Regions from separate parts of the Homo sapiens genome. Here region 2 is linked to region 1. Evidence: read pairs that join two places in POLR2A ChIA-PET (ENCODE). Cell type or tissue: GM12878. All regions are shown on one strand. Links, peaks and the distances in the headings refer to the core of each region. The heading gives the core; the rest is flanking DNA.

Region 1 (2,915 bases), core at 263-2,762:
GGTTTCCAGTATCATGTTAGCATATTTAATACTGTTGATATGTTAATTTTAATACATGCCCAGGTGGATCTCCTTGCTTTCTATTTGTGCCCCTTGTTTGTCGTTTTGTATGAAGGGGGTTTTTGTTGTTGGATTTTCTTCCCCATCTCTGTGTCCTGTTATGTTCTTTGGCTTATGTTTCAAAAATTCTGTTTCCTACCACCAACCTCTGTACATGCCACAACACATACAATTTGTACTTTCACAGTTTCTGTGAAGTAGGATGATCTGCAGTTAATAATCAACTGTTTGGGCATTCTTGGTATCCAAGGAAGGTTTTACTTAGAAGGAAGAACCTGGAAGGACCTGTTGGCAATTAGACTACTTCTGCGTTTATTTTACATTTTCCCTTATTAACGTAGGCTGTTGAGAGTTGACTTGTTTTATAAGAGAAACCAGATTGACAGAGAAGACCCCCAATCAGATAGAGTTATTTTAAAAATAAATGTGTTTATTATGGTAACATTTGGGGTAGAATCTAAAGGGCATATTTTTAAAAAAACTTTTAGTTCTAAAGACAAAAGAGTTTAACCTAAAACAGAACAAAGAGAAGGGCCTTTGAAGCAGTATGATTGATTATATGCTGAATGTAGCATTAGAATGTTGTATGAAAGCATAAATTTTTATTTTCTCAATTTCTATGGTACAAACTACTATGCCCATGGAAGTATGTGTTTATGCCCACAGCCTGAAATATATTCGGTGGAATGCCTTAAAAAAGAATAAATCTGGCCGGGCGCGGTGGCTCACGCCTGTAATCCCAGCTACTTGGGAGGCTGAGGCAGGAGAATGGCGTGAACCCGGGAGGCGGAGCCTGCAGTGAGCCGAGATCCCGCCACTGCACTCCAGCCTGGGCGACAGAGCGAGACTCTGTCTCAAAAAAAAAAAAAAGAATAGATCTGAGGAAAATGTAAGAGCAAGTCTAAAATTTTGAAGTCCTTTTTGAAATGCTATTTTTTCCTAGACAAATTTAGTGTTATTTGTGGCAAATAGAACTTTAATGTCGTAATTTAGTAATAGAACAAAATAAGGGTGGGTTTACATGTCCCTGCACATTTTAGGATGGAGCTAAAAATTATAATGTCTGCATACCAAATTGTTACACATTTTAATATTGGGGCTTTTATTGAAAAAGTTTACCCAATATTTAGAAACCTTTAAAAACAAAGTGACATAAAATATTCACAGATAAATCAGGTAGTCACCTTATTGGTGGCATATTATGTAAGTGTACTAAAGCCAGATATTTAGTGTTAATCCAAAAATATGAAAATTATGCTAACATCATATACAGATCTCAGAAGTTGCTGTAGCCAGCCAGGCGTGGCGGCTCACACTTGTAATCCCAGCACTTTGTGAGGCCAAGGCGGGTGGATCACCTTAGGTCAGGTGTTTGAGACCAGCCTGACCAACATGGTGAAATGCCATTTCTACTAAAAATACAAAAATTACCCGGGCATGGTGGTGCGAGCTTGTAATCCCAGCTACTTGGGAGGCTGAGGCATAAGAATTGCTTGACCCTGGGAGGCAGAGGTTGCAGTGAGCCAAGATCGTGCCACTGCATTCCAGCCTGGGAGACAGAGCAAGACTGTGTCTCAAATAAATAAAAAATAAAGAAGTTACTGTAGATGCCACTCTTACTTAAACCCTAGGCCATGTGTGGAGTCCCAGGGGAAGACATGTATTTTTAGAGAAGGAAGGCTCTAGGTAGGTGTAACCTTCCTCTTACAGTTTATCATGAACAGTTAGTATGAAAAGGAATGGCTGGAAGTTTGCAGTAGTACACCGAGCAACAAGAGAAATAAACATATCCCACTTCATGAAATGACTATGCCAGCCAAGGGAGATGAAAAACAATTTTTTTTATAGTACACCTCATTTTTTTAAAAACACTTTAATACTAGGAATATGTTTCTGTGGCAAATAGTTACCCCCAAAGGATTATGTCAAATATCTCTTGTGAAAATTAATTTTAAAATTAATCTTTTGGCTGGGTGCGGTGGCTCATGCCTGTAAACCCAACACTTTGGGATGCCAAGGTGGGCAGATCACCTGAGGTCTGGAGTTCGAGAGCAGCCTGACCAACATGGAGAAACCCCATCTCTACTGAAAATAGAAAATTAGCTGGGCGTGGTGGCGCATGCCTATAATCCCAGCTACTCGGGAGGCTGAGGCAGGAGAATCGCTCGAACCCAGGTGGCAGAAATTGCAGTGAGCTGAGATTGCGCCATTGTATTCCAGCCTGGGCAACAAGAGCAAAACTATGTCTCAAAAAAAAAAAATTAATCTTGTGTAGATAGTGACCACGTTTTACTTTCCTTGGGACAGTCCTGGTTTATACCTGCTATCCTAGCGTAATTAGTAATAGCACCCGTTTCACTCTCAAAAATGTCTCAATTTGGATCATAAATTATACGCTTACCATAATTGTAGAGGATTGTGAGACTTTTAGTCGCTACCTAGCAACCTAGTTTTTCTTGATAGAGCTCTTCTTATTCTGGAGTCTCCTGTGCTGCGATTTATCTGTTGACCTCTCTGAACCCCCATTTCCAAATGAGCAGTTTTTCGAATGTCTTTTTTCTTTTCCCATTAGGTGGTAGTAAGGGAAGGAGTAGGTATAGATTTGATTAATTTTTTAATTTTTTATTATTAAAAACTCCAATTACTACAAAATAGAAAAATACTTTGGAGTTTATTAAACTGTTAGTTTAAAAGGTTCCATTTGATCAGGATAAGGTCCATACCTTGATTGGTAAGTTTGAGTCTTTATAGATTCTGTTTTTTCCATGTAGGATTCTTGTTAAAGAAATTCATTATTTTGTGGAGTTCGTACTCTGGATTTTGAAGGTTGGATAATCATTTAACACATTCCTCTA
Region 2 (2,915 bases), core at 188-2,687, 250 kb after region 1:
AAAAAAAAGGAATGGGGAAGAGGCCAGGCATGGTGGCTCACACCTGGGAGGCTGAGGCGGGCGGATCACTTGAGATCAGGAGTTCAAGACCAGCCTGGCCAGCATGGTGAAACCCCATCTCTACTAAAAATATGAAAATTAGCCAAATATGCTCACTTGAACCCAGGAGGCTGAGGTTGCAGTGAGCTGAGATCGTGCCACTGCACTCCAGCTTGGATGACAGAGTGAGACTGTGTCTTTTAAAAAAATAAAGGCCGGGTGCCGTGGCTCACGCCTGTAATCCCAGCACTTGGGGAGGCCGAGGTGGGCGGGTCACCTGAGGTCAGGAGTTTGAAACTAGCCTGGCCAACATGGTGAAACCCCTGTCTCTACTAAAAATAGAAAAATTAGTCAGGCGTGGTTCTACGCACCTGTAATCCCAGCTACTCGGGGTGAGACAGGAGAATCGCTTGAACCCCGGACGCGGAGGCTGCAGTGAGCTGAGATTGCCCCACTGCACTGCAGCCTGGGCGACAGAGCGAGACTCCGTCTCAAAAAATAAATAAGAGAATGGGGAAGCTGACCAATGAAGGTAGTGGATTAGTGGCAGTTTCAGTAACCTGGACCAAGAGTTCTTATGTTTTATGGGTTGTAGACCTCTTTGAATCTAATGAAAGCTGTAATCGTCTCCCCCAAATGCTCAATACCCACAATTTCAGATTCATTGTTAGGGGTTTAAGAATCCTTCCTGAAGTATACAATATATGGGTTAATGGACTACACGTAGGACCTGTGGCCTAGCATCACATCTTCCCAGCACAGAATAATTATCACCCAGGTACATGTCTTTCCCAGTGACCTCTTAGGCCATGGACCTCCTAATTCTCACCCTCAGAACCCCAGAATTCTCTTTGTGTTCTGGTCTCCTTCTCTGTGCAGGTTGAGCGCATTGAGAAGAGATGTCTGGAGCTGTTTGGCCGAGACTACTGTTTCAGCGTGATTCCAAACACGAATGGGGATATCTGTGGCCACTATCCCCGGCACATCGTGTTCCTGGAGTATGAGAGTTCTGAGAAGGAGAAAGACACGTGAGCATCATGTGACCGTAGTGTACATGTCTGGGGAGTCCGTGGCAGCTAATCCCTGTGGCCAGGAAGTCTGTAGCTGGGCAGGGCAGAATCACTTTCCCCAGGTGTTAATCCTTATTGGCATTTTTATTTACTTCAAGGTTGGACAAGTCAGACTGGCAAGGTGGCATGGCATAGAATGAGGGGTTGGGAGTAACAGCCCTTGATTGCTGTTTCACTTCCACCCTAGAGCTCATTGTCCTAAGATAGCTGACTTCACACTTCACTTCTCTGAATATCAGTGTCCCTTTTTTAGAGAGTGTGAGTGGGAGGTACACTGTGTAAAGACAGGCTTACCAGCGTTTACCGTATGTAGCACTTGAGAGCCTAAGGTCTAGAGTCAGACTGCTAGAGTCAGACTGTCTAGAGTTCACATCCTGGATTCCCCTGTTGCTGGCTGTGTAACTGATGCTGGGCAAGTTACTTAACTGCTTTGTCCTTAGTTTTCTTATTGGTAATTCTCTACCTCATGTTAATTAGTCCTTTTAAGGACTAACTAAAATTTTAGAAAGTGGTAGTGCAGTCCAGATGATAAATGGGGCTGATAAAAGCCTGACATGTACGTTGTAAGAATTAGAAATAAAAGCTACCATTTATGGTGGGCCTACCAAGACCTGAGTACCTTATGTGGGTTAACAGTTTATACCAGAGCAGACACAGAATGCTTGGTGCAGGTTGTGGCCTGTAGGTAGTCAGTAAATGGTATAGTTATTTGATACTGATAAGTAATCACAGCATGAGGCTCTAGGAAGTGGTATATGTTGATCTCAAAGTTTGCTCTCCTAATCTCCCTACTTCCTGCTGATTTTAAGGGAATTTCAGGAGCCGTTGTCAGCACTATCTGTGAAATCCTGGCCCCGTGGGTGAAATGTTGTGAGGAGTACCGCAGCAGTCATGCTGCATAGTGCAGTAGCCCCTTGCTACTCAAAGCAGGGCTAGCAGTGCATTCAATAACTTGTTAGAAACGCAGAAGCTCATGCTCCAGAGCCACTGAGCCAGAATCACAGCAGAACAGGGTGTCCAGGTGATTCGAATGCACTACCAGGTTTGAGAAGTGCTGCCGTAGGCCAACTGGGGAAATGGTTAATTCTGCCTTGTGTTTATGTGCCTGGGAAGAACTGGAATTGGAAGGATGAGCAGGAGTTTCCCTGAAAATGTCCTTAGGGATCAACTCATATAGGATCTTGATCATCAGGCCAGGGAGTGTGAACCTGTGGGTTGTGTGTGGGTATCAGTGGTTTTATTGTGCTAGGAACCCCTAAGCACTTACTAAGATTATGGATTCTCGGCCTGGCCTAGTGGCTCATGCCTGTAATCCCAGCCTCCTTTGGGTGGATCACCTGAGGTCAGGAGTTTGAGACCAGCCTGGCCAACATGGTGAAACCCCATCCCTACTAAAATTACAAAAACTAGCTGGGCGTGGTGGTGGGCTCCTGTAATCCCAGCTACTCGGGTGGCTGAGGCAGGAGAATCGCTTGAACCCAGGAGGTGGAGGTTGCAGTGAGCCGAGATTGCACCACTGCACTCCAGCCTGGGCAACAGAGCAAGAGCAAGACTCTATCTCAAAAAAAAGATGACAGATTCTAGAACCTCTCCTGGGCCTTCTGGAATCAGAATTTCCAGTCTACATTCTGTGAGAGCTCCCTTGATGTCTTTTTTTTTTTTTTTTTTTTGAGACAGAGTGCTCTGTCACCCAGGCTGGAGTGCAGTGGCACGATCTTGGCTCACTGCAACCTCTGCCTCCCGGGTTCAAGCAATTCTCCTGCCTCAGCCTCCTGAGTAGCTGGGATTACAGGCGCCCGCCACCAC

Evidence for each region. ChIA-PET counts read pairs that join two places held together with the same protein. Peaks named below come from ENCODE experiments on the same cell type or tissue, not always from the same donor. Only the 100,000 strongest peaks of a DNase experiment are listed, where the experiment ranks them.
Region 2: POLR2A ChIA-PET joins it to region 1 with 5 read pairs; 17 of 35 experiments call an interaction of 5 or more read pairs at or near these places.

The regions. Positions count from the first base shown.
Region 1 is chr3:9,405,692-9,408,606 of GRCh38, forward strand. All of the region lies in intron 1 of SETD5 (SET domain containing 5), which reads left to right. Among named protein-coding and RNA genes, the nearest start is that of SETD5, 9.5 kb to the left of the region's middle. In GM12878, for the core only: no CTCF peak of the experiment used is centred there; no DNase peak of the experiment used is centred there; H3K4me3 peaks cover 821 bases.
Region 2 is chr3:9,652,703-9,655,617 of GRCh38, forward strand. It overlaps MTMR14 (myotubularin related protein 14), which reads left to right. Exons shown (of 19, transcript NM_001077525.3): 2 at 919-1,067. Among named protein-coding and RNA genes, the nearest start is that of MTMR14, 4.7 kb to the left of the region's middle. In GM12878, for the core only: no CTCF peak of the experiment used is centred there; DNase peaks (open chromatin) are centred at 589 and 1,349; H3K4me3 peaks cover 1,198 bases; H3K27ac peaks cover 786 bases.